Regions from separate parts of the Homo sapiens genome. Here region 1 is linked to region 2. Evidence: chromatin loops called from intact Hi-C (ENCODE). Cell type or tissue: heart right ventricle. All regions are shown on one strand.

What was found. A loop is a pair of places that touch in the nucleus more often than their neighbours do. Peaks named below come from ENCODE experiments on the same cell type or tissue, not always from the same donor. Only the 100,000 strongest peaks of a DNase experiment are listed, where the experiment ranks them.
Region 1: a loop joins it to region 2, with 2.4 times the contacts of the local background. A loop is called at or near these places in 4 of 110 quality-filtered maps.

What each region holds. Positions count from the first base shown.
Region 1 is chr12:50,179,978-50,184,977 of GRCh38, forward strand. It overlaps LIMA1 (LIM domain and actin binding 1), which reads right to left. Exons shown (of 11, transcript NM_016357.5): 10 at 1,927-2,060. Among named protein-coding and RNA genes, the nearest start is that of CERS5, 15 kb to the left of the region's middle. In heart right ventricle, a CTCF peak has its summit at 2,666 (motif pointing right); no DNase peak of the experiment used is centred here; H3K27ac peaks cover 1,582 bases.
Region 2 is chr12:50,292,421-50,297,420 of GRCh38, forward strand. LOC107984505 (a long non-coding RNA gene) reads left to right here. Exons shown (of 2, transcript XR_001749144.2): 2 at 3,256-4,047. Among named protein-coding and RNA genes, the nearest start is that of LIMA1, 11 kb to the left of the region's middle. In heart right ventricle, no CTCF peak of the experiment used is centred here; no DNase peak of the experiment used is centred here; H3K27ac peaks cover 1,867 bases.

The sequences.
Region 1 (5,000 bases), 110 kb before region 2:
AACATGGTGAAACCCCATCTCTACTAAGAAATACAAAAATTGGCCAGGCGTGGTTGCTCACACCTGTAATCCCAGCACTTTGGGAGGCCGAGGAGGGCAGACTGACTGAGGTCAGGAGTTCAAGACCAGCGTGGCTAACATGGTGAAACCTCATCTCTATGAAAAATACAAAAATTAGCCAGGCATGTTGCACACGCCTGTAGTCCCAACCACTCGGGAGGCTGAGGCAGGAGAATTGCTTGAACCTGGGAGGTGGAGGTTGCAGTGAGCTGACATCATCCCACTGCACTCCAGCCTGGGCGACAGAGCAAGACTCCATCTCCGGAAAAAAAAAAAAAAAGAAAGAAATTAGCTGGGCGTGGTGGTGCCCGCCTGTAATCCCAGCTACTCAGGAGACTGAGGCATGAGAATCGCTTGAACCTGGGAGACAAAGGTTGCAGTGAGCCAGGATCACACCACTGCACTCCAGCCTGGGCAACAGAGTGAGACTCCATCTCAAAAAGAAAAACCAGATGGGGTCTCTCTATGTTACCCAGGCTAGTCTTGAACTTCTGGCATCAAGTGATCCTCCTACCTGGGCACTCCCAAAATGCTAGGATTACAGGTGTGATCCTTATATCCACACCTAGATATAAGCTTGATTAATAGAAGAATGGTGAGGAGTTGACAGGAGGTAGTTTTTCCCTAATGTCAGTCCTAGACAAGCCTTTAGGAGATTTGGTGTCTCTTGCAGGATGATAAGTTTTATCTTTTTAAAGTTTTTTCCCTTAAGTTACGAACCATTCTGAAGAGTGACAAATGTTAAAGGGGGTATAAAACGGCAGCACTTCCACAAAAGAAATAAGGTGCTTTAAGCCAGGCACAGTGGCTCACACCTATAATCTCAGCACTTTGGGAGGCCGAGGCGGGTGGATCACGAGGTCAGGAGATCAAGACCATCCTGGCTAACATGGTGAAACCCCTTCTCTACTAAAAATACAAAAAATTAGCTGGGTGTGGTGGCGGGCGCCTGTAGTCCCAGCTACTTGGGAGGCTGAGGCAGGAGAATCGCTTGAACTCAGGAGGTAGAGGTTGCAGTGAGCTGAGATCACGCCACTGCACTCCACCCTGGGCAACAGAGTGAGACTCTGTATCCAAAAAAAAAAAAAAAAAAAAAGGTGCTTTGGAGAAAAAAATTAACACAGTGGGCAGCAGAAGAACTAATGAGTGGAAGTGACTGAGGTACACTTTGGCTGCATGTTTGGAGAAGCTGTCTAGCTAGAGCTATCTAATAGCTAGAAATGTCACACAGATGCCAAAACATCTTTCAAGAGTATTTTAGGAAGGATTGCTCAGAAAGGAAAGCTGGAGAAAGTGACATCTTGGTTACTTCCTTCTGTAAGACTCTATGATTAAAATGAGTTAATTTGGAATGTTTCCCCGATTTGTCACATTTATATTTGCACTTTGAGTTACTTGGAAGAAATGATATGTAACAACTATTTTCTCAGAAATAAAGTGAGGCAACATAGAGAAAAAGACATGCTCTCCAGGGGCTATTATTATTGCCATTATTATCATTTATACAGTGGTTAAGACAAGTAAGGGCTTAAACAAGTAACCTCTTGAGATTTCTTAACTTTGTGATTCTGTGATACCAAGGGAAAACATTCTATTAAATTAGGTCACAGGGGGGTTTACCTGCAACTCATATTATTTAAGCTTCGGTCCTAACATGTAAATTAACATATCAATACACCAAGAAGTTCCAAACACCATCATTATTTGGTATGAAAGACTTGTCACTAAATGATGCTTTTTACTTTATTCAAGAGCCTTCAACAGAATATCATTAGCACAGTAGCTTTTAGCACCAGTGCTCTAAAAGCCAAAGACTCCCTCTAGAGTTCCAGTTATAGACAGATGGCTTGTTTTGGGCTGACTTACCTGAGTTTGTTGTTGCAATAGGAGCAACGGAAGCAGCTGATGTGAAACACCTGCTGGTTGGCCAAGAGACGCTCCATTGGATAGACTGTCTTCTGACATTCCACGCAGGTCTCTCTTGCAGGTGCCTGAAACTTCTAGGAAAAACAAAAAGACAACTTTAGCATGGGCAGCGATGAGTTAGCACTGTCTTGAGATGGACCCTAGAATTTACTTTGTCTAAGGGCTCCCTTAGCTGGTCAGTCAATTCTCATGGAGCACTAAACCTGCTACAATTCTATCAGCTGACTCTTTAAAGCCAAGAGGCTCTCTTGATATTCCCTTCCCAAACTGTGTGGCTGCTCTAAATGTAGCAGCCACCAAGGATAGGTGGAGCTACGTCTGGATTACAAAGAATGGCTTAGACAAGTCACGACCCACATAAAAAATGTTAGGAGCAGGGGATGGGGGAAGGGGTCGGGGGGGGGAGTGCAGGGATTAGGAGAAAATGTTATCACACACAGAAGAAAGAAGTTTGATTCAAGTGCCAAGTAAACACAAGACAGATTCTAAAGGGGATAAATTTCAAGGAGAGGAAGAGCATTTGGCTTTGGGAATTAGGAAAGACATTTCAGTAAAGCCCCTTTTATTCTGCTCTGCTTATAATCTTGATTTGTTCAATCAACTAGACATACTATTTTTAAACAAGTCAAAACTGACACACAAGTGGAACAATTTATAAGAGACACAAAGTATTTTATTAGGACACCAGAGGGAAGCATAGCCCATTAAAGCTATAGGTTCTATAATATTTCTAAAAACCAATGGAGAGAAAAACTAATGCAATGGGAAACACACTGGTTAATGTATTAATGACTGGGAATTCATGAACTGTTTGTAAAGTTGGAACAAACATGGGCACAGTGGTTCTACCTGATAAACTCAATCCTAAAGAATATAAAACAGTTGGTATTCTAGCACTGATAAAAGCCAGAACTCCAAAAATATTATAAGCTTTCACATGATAAGAAATAGTTACATGGGCCAGGTGCGGTGGCTCATGCTTGTAATCCCAGCACTTTAGGAGGCCGAGGTGGGCGGATCATGAGGTCAGGAGTTCGAGACCAGCCTGGCCAACATGGTGAAACCCCGTCTCCAGTAAAAATACAAAAATTAGGCAGGCGTAGTGGTACACTCGTGTAATCCCAGTTACTCGGGAGGCTGAGGCAGGAGAATGGCGTGAACCCGGGAGGCAGAGCTTGTAGTGAGCCGAGATGGCGCCACTGCACTCCAGCCTGGGCGACAGAGTGAGACTCCATCTCAAAAAATAAAGAAAAGAAATAGTTACATGGCTACTAAGGGGTGGGGAGTAGATGGGAATGCAAAGTCCCTAGGTGTATGGGAGTTAACCCTTGACTTGCCCAACACAAACACCTCAACCAGTAGATGCGGGAGACAGCTTAGGTGGCCAGGAAGCTCTCATCAGCAATTAGGAGGTGCTTTTGCTGCCATGATCAGCCTGGGCTCTCACCAGAAAACACATGATGGTAAGTAATGCAAATTAATCCCAAGGCCCAGGACCTGGATAGTTAAGCCTGAAATGAACCAGGTTATGGGCAAGATAGAATTTTGAGTAAAAAAAATCCAAAATAGGCTGGGTGTAGTGTCTCACGCCCATAATCCCACACTTTGGGAGGTTGAGGTAGGCAGATCACGAGGTCAGGAGTTCAAGACCAGCCTGGCCAACATAGTGAAACCCCATCTCTACTAAAAATACAAAAATTAGCCGGGCATGGTGGCGTGTGCCTATAGTCCCAGCTACTCGGGAGGCTGAGGCAGGAGAATCGCTTGAACCTGGGAGGCAGAGGTTGCAGTGAGCCGAGATTGAGCCACTGCACTCCAGCTTGGGCAACAGAGTGAGACTTGGTCTCAAAAAAAAAAAAAAAAAAAAAAAACCCAAAACAGGCCCATAAAAAATTCAGACTGTTGGTTCACTTGCCACATGATTCACTAGGAGGTAAAGCAAAAAATAAAAATGGTTTTCCAAGTAGATTTGGGCAGGAAGTGAGAGCAGAAAATGTGCATAAAATGAAAATAAAGAAATCTATAAAAGGAAGTTTAATAAAATTAGTGGTAAACTCCCAAGTAGTGCCCAAGGGATTTAAGAAGGAAGGAACAAAGCTGAGTGGAAATGGCTAGTTACCAGGACTCTGCTTTATTCTAGGGGCAATGTCCTAAAAAGAAACATCTAAAGAATCAAAAGACCACAGGTTACAACCTAGTTTAGCATAAGGGAGGTATTTAAATATAACCAAATGTTATTGTAATGAATGTTGTTGCAAGTAATTAACACATTATCGTATTTGGAGTTCAGAATTCTTTTTTTCTTATATGGACACTGCTAAATGGAGATATCTTTGCAGAGTTTTAATTAAGTTTTCTCTAAAAGGACTAGGTCTTTGTCTAGGTAGGAGATACACTGGCCAGGTGCGATGGCCCAGGCCTGTAATCCCAGCACTTTGGGAGGCCAAGGCAGGTGGATCACTTGAGGTCGAAGTTCCAGAGCAGCCTGGCCAACATGGTGAAACCCTGTCTCTACAGAAAATGCAAACATTAGCTGGGCGTGGTGGCGGGCGCCTGTAATTCCAGCTACCAGAGAGGCTGAGGCACAAGAATCACTTGAACCCAGGAAGCAGAAGTTGCTGTGAGCTGAGATCTCATCACTGCCCTCCAGCCTTGGAGACAGGGCAAGACTCTGTCTCAAAACAACAACAACAAAAGGAGAGATATTAAAAAGCAGAATAAATTTTTGGTGTAATAGTATAATGGATGCTACTGGAGAGAGCCTGTACAAATCACAATTCACATAATGTAAAAGTAGGACAAATGTATTTATCAGATTAAAAATCATTTTCAGTTGCAGAAAGGGAATTCTGCGTTTTTTGTTTTTTTTGTTTTGTTTTGTTTTTTGAGACAGAGTCTCACTCTGTCACCCAGACTGGAGTACAGTGGCGCGATCTCAGCTCACTGCAAGCTCCACCTTCCGGGTTCAAGCGATTCTCCTGCCTCAGCCTCCTGAGTAGCTGGGATTACAGGCG
Region 2 (5,000 bases):
CATGAACATGGAATATATTTCCATTTTTTCATGTTCTCTTCAATTTCTTGCCTCAGTGTTTTATGATTTTCACTATAGAGCTCTTTTATTTCTTTGGTTAAGTTAATTCCTGGGTATTTTGTTTTATTTGTAGCTATTGTAAATAGGATTACTTTCTTTTTTCTTTTTTTTTTTCCTGAGACGAAGTCTCGCTCTTGTCCCCAGGCTGGAGTGCAATGGCATGATCTTGGCTCACTGCAACCTTTGCCTCCCAGGTTTAAGCAGTTCTCCTGCCTCAGCCTCCTGAGTGGCTGGGATTACAAGAGTGCGCCACCACACCTGGCTAATTTTTGTATTTTTAGTAGAGACAACATTTCACCATGTTGTACTTACTCCAGCTAGGCTGGAGTAAGTACAATTTTTAAATTCTGCTTCCCTTACTTCATACTTCTATAGGTAAAAGTCATTCATTTTTAAATACAATAAATATTTATTAAGTACATACAATATGCCAGGTACAGTGTGAAGCACTGAGGATTCACTGGAGAACAAGACAGTGATTCAGTGGGATGAATAATTAAATAGGTGGAATACTTTAGATAACTGTGTTATGGTAAGGGAAATACAGGAGGCTAGTAGCCCTTAGGAGGGGTACTTATCCCAGAGTTGGGAATCAAGGATGTCTTCGTAGTAGAGGAATTGATGTCTAAATTGAATGGTAAATAGGTATTAGCAAGGCAGAGGTGTGTATCATTATGTGTGTGTGTGTGTGTTTGGTTGGCTCGCTGAAAGGTTAGATGGGGTAGGATCAACAGGGGAGAACAAAGCATTATAGGGCTATGTTTACTTTAAAAATGGGAAAATACAGTATAGCTTAAGTCTAGGTTGTAGGAGGTGGTACTTACAGATGAAGGTGAAAAGCTAAGCAGGGACTAGATCTTATAAGGCATGAAGACATGTTAAGGAGTTTGAGTTCTATCTTAGGAGAACTGGGGACCTCTTAACCCTGTGCCTTAAAGCTAAAGACTACCTATATCAGAATCACCTAGAGGTCTGGTTAAAAATGCTCATTTCTGGCTGGGCATGGTGGCTCACGCCTGTAATCCCAGCACTTTGGGAGGCCGAGGCAGGCGGGTCACAAGGTCAGGAGATCGAGACCATCGTGACTAACACGGTGAAACCCCGTCTCTACTAAAAATACAAAAAAATTAACAAGGCGTGGTGGCGGGTGCCTGTAGTCCCAGCTACTCAGGAGGCTGAGGCAGGAGAATGGCGTGAACCGGGAGGCGGAGCTTGCAGTGAGAGGAGATCGCGCCATTGCACTCCAACCTGGGTGACTGAGAGAGACTCCGTCTCAAAAAAAAAAAAAAAAAAAAAATGCTCATTTCTATTTTCTGCCCCAGATCTAAAAATCAAAATCACTGGAGTGAAGTCCCCAAATCTGTATTTTTAACAATACTTCCAAGTAATTTCTTTCTTTTTTTTTTTTTTTGAGACGGAATTTTGCTCGTCACCCATGCTGGAGTGCAATGGCTCTCAGCTCACTGCAACCTCCACCTCCCAGATTCAAGCGATTCTCCTGCCTCAGCCTCCTAAGTAGCTGGAATTACAAGAGTCCGCCACCATGCCCGGATAATTTTTGTATTTTTAGTAGAGACTGGGTTTCGCCATGTTGGCCAGGCTGGTCTCAAACTCCTGACCTCGGGTGATCTACCCCCCTTGGCCTCCCAAAATACTGGGATTACAGGCATGAGCCACCGTGCCCAGCCCCAGTTAATTTTTTTATTTTTGTAGAGATGGGGTATCAGTATGTTGTCCAGGCTGTCTTGAATTCCTGGGCTCAAGGGATCCTGCCTGGCCTCCCAGAGCACTGGGATTATAGGCATGAGCCACCACGCTCAGCCAGTTAATTCCTTTTTAATGCCAAGTAATATATTCCATTATAGGCACATATCACAATTTATCGATTCACCAGTTGATGGACATTTGGGTTGTTTCTAGTTTTAGGCTATTTATTAATAAAGCTGCTGTGAACATTTACATAACAGTCTTCATATAGACGTGTGTTTTTATTTCTCTTGGATAACTACTTAGGAGTGGGATTGCTGGGTTGTATAGTAATGTACATTTAACTTTTTAAAATACTGCCAAATTTTTCCAAAGGTGGTGTACTATTTTGCATTCCCGCCAGCAATGCATGAGAGTTCTAGTTGTTCCCCATCCTCTAATGTACTTGATCTTGCTGGTCTTTTAAGTGTCAGCCATTCTATTGGGTGCCGTGATAGCCCATTGTGGTTAATTTTCATTTCACAAATAACCAATGATGTTGTACATCTTTTCATATGCTTATTTGCTTTTATATTTTATTTAGTGGAGTATTTGTTCAATTTTTTTGCCCATTTATTAATTGGGTTATTTGTCTTATTATAGAGTTGAAAATATTGTCCATATAGCCTGGATACAAGGCCTTTATCAGATACATGCTTTGAAAGTGTTTTCTCCCAGTCTGTAGCTTATTTCTTAATTTTTCTTTTCTTTCTTTTTTTTTTTTTTTCAGATGGAGTTTCACTCTTGTCGCCCAGGCTGGTGCAATGGCACGATCTCGGCTCACTGCAACCTCCACCTCCCAGGTTCAAGTGATTCTCCTGCCTCAGCCTCCCTAGGGATTACAGGCATGGGATTACAGGCATGTGCCACCACGCCTGGTTAATTTTGTATTTTTAGTAGAGATGGGGTTTCTCCATGTTGGTCAGGCTGGTCTCGAACTCCCGATCTCAGGTGATCTGCCTGCCTCAGCCTCCCAAAGTGCTGGGATTACAGGCGTGAGCCACCATGCCCGGCAACAGTGTGTTTCAAAAAGCAGTTTAGGCTGGGCGTGGAGGCTCACGCCTGTAATCCCAGCACTTTGGGAGGCCAAGGCAGGTGGATCACCTGAGGTCATGAGTTCCAGACCAGCCTGGCCAACATGGTGAAACCCCATCTCTACTAAAAATACAAAAAATTAGCCAGGCTTAGTGGTCTGCGTCTGTAATCCCAGCTACCCGGGAGGCTGAGGCAGGAGAATCGCTTGAACCCGGGAATTGCAGGTTGCGGTGAGCCGAGCTTGTGCCACTGCACTCCATCCTGGGCAACAGAGTAAAACTCCATCTAAAAAAAAAAAAAAAAGCAGAAGTTTAAAATTTTCAAGTACAAATTACCAAATTTTTTTTTATGGCTTGTGCTTTTTGCATCCTGTTTTATTTTATTTTTAAGACATGGTCTCATTCTGTTGCCCAGGCTGGAGTGCAGTGGTATGATCATGGCTCACTGCAGCCTCAACTACCCAGACTCAAGCAATCCTCCTACCTCAGCCCGCCAAGTAACTGGGACTACTGGTGCACACCATGACGCCCAGGTAATTTTTGTATTTTTCTATAGAGCCTCCCAAAGTGCTGGGATTACAGCATCCTACCTAGGAAGTCTTTTTCTTGTCCAGGTGTGGTGGCTCATGCCTATAAGCCCAGCACTTTGGAAGGCTGAGGTGGGCAGATCACTTGAGGCCAGGTATTTGAGACCAGCCTGGCCAACATGGTGAAACCTCATCTCTACTAAAAATACAAAAAAAATAGCTGGGTGTGGTGGCACGTGCCTGTAATCCCAGCTACTCGGGAGGCTGAGGCAAGAGAATCGCTGGGACCTGGGAGGCGGAAGTTGCGGTGAGCCGGGATCGCTCCAGTGCACTCCAGCCTGGGTGATGGAGGGAGACCGTCTCAAAAGAAAAGAACAGAAATATTTGTCTAACCCAAGGCCCCAGAGATTTTCTCCTATGTTTTATAGATTTAGAAGTTTTATAGTTTTAGCTCTAACCTATAGTTAAGGGTCAGAGTTTTTCCATGTGAATATCCAGTTGTTCCAGCACTATTATTGAAAAGTCTATCTTTTCCCCCATTGAATTACATTGGCTGCTTTGTTGAAAGTTAAATAAATATATTTGTGTGGGTCCATTTTTGGAAATTCTGTTCTATTCCATTTTACTATATGTCTATGATAATCTTTTTAATAAAGAAAACTATTTTACTTTGGTGAAAAGAACTCTGAAGTTATTTTTAGGTATTATGAAAAAAGGCTGAATCTTTTTTTTTTTTTTTTTTTTTGAGATGGGGTCTCATTTTGTCACCCAGGCTGGAGTGCAGTGGCACAATCTTGGCTCACTGCAGCCTCTGCCTCCTGGGTTCAAGGAATTTTCCTGTCTCAGCCTCCTGCGTAGCTGGTATTACAGGCATGTGCCACCATGCCTGGCTCATTTTTTATTTTTAGCAAAGGTGAGGTTTCACCATGTTGGCCAGGCTGGTCTTGAACTCCTGACCTCAGGTGATCTGCCCGCCTCAGCCTCCCAAAGTACTAGGGTGACAAGCTAGAGACACTGCGCCCGGCCAGGCTGAATGTTATACGTGTGAACAATTGGCATTCTTCCCAAACATCTCTTACTCTAACCGGAAATATATGTGTATATTAAAGGTATTTTCTGTAACTAATTTCTAGGATAGTAAGTTATCATTGTATTGAATGTGCATTTTTATGCGTAAGAAGTAATTAGGCATTCTTTGCCTGAGCTTCATTTTTCTCCAAATATAAAAAAGGGAGTAAAATAAACTCATCATGTGGAAATCTTTAAAATAACCAAAACCAGGTTCTATTAAAGAATAATGAAAAAATATATAGAACATTTCAAAGGGTAAACCAGAATAAATTCTGTTCTTTGGGAACAACAGTTAGCCACATAAATACCACAAATCAAGGAAGGGGATTTCCTGACTTCCGCTTCCAAGCAATTCCAATAAATGAAGGAGGAAGTTATTTTCCTTTTTAAAAAACTTACTGTTGGCAGGATTAGTGTACTTCCTTTCACTCTTTTAGGATGTTAAACGCACATACACGAATATTCCTGTACTTCATAAACCTTTGGGATTTTGTCAGGTTCTGAGTATGCAGATTTTTTATTTATTTTTTTTTTGAGATGGAGTCTTGCTCTGTCATCCAGG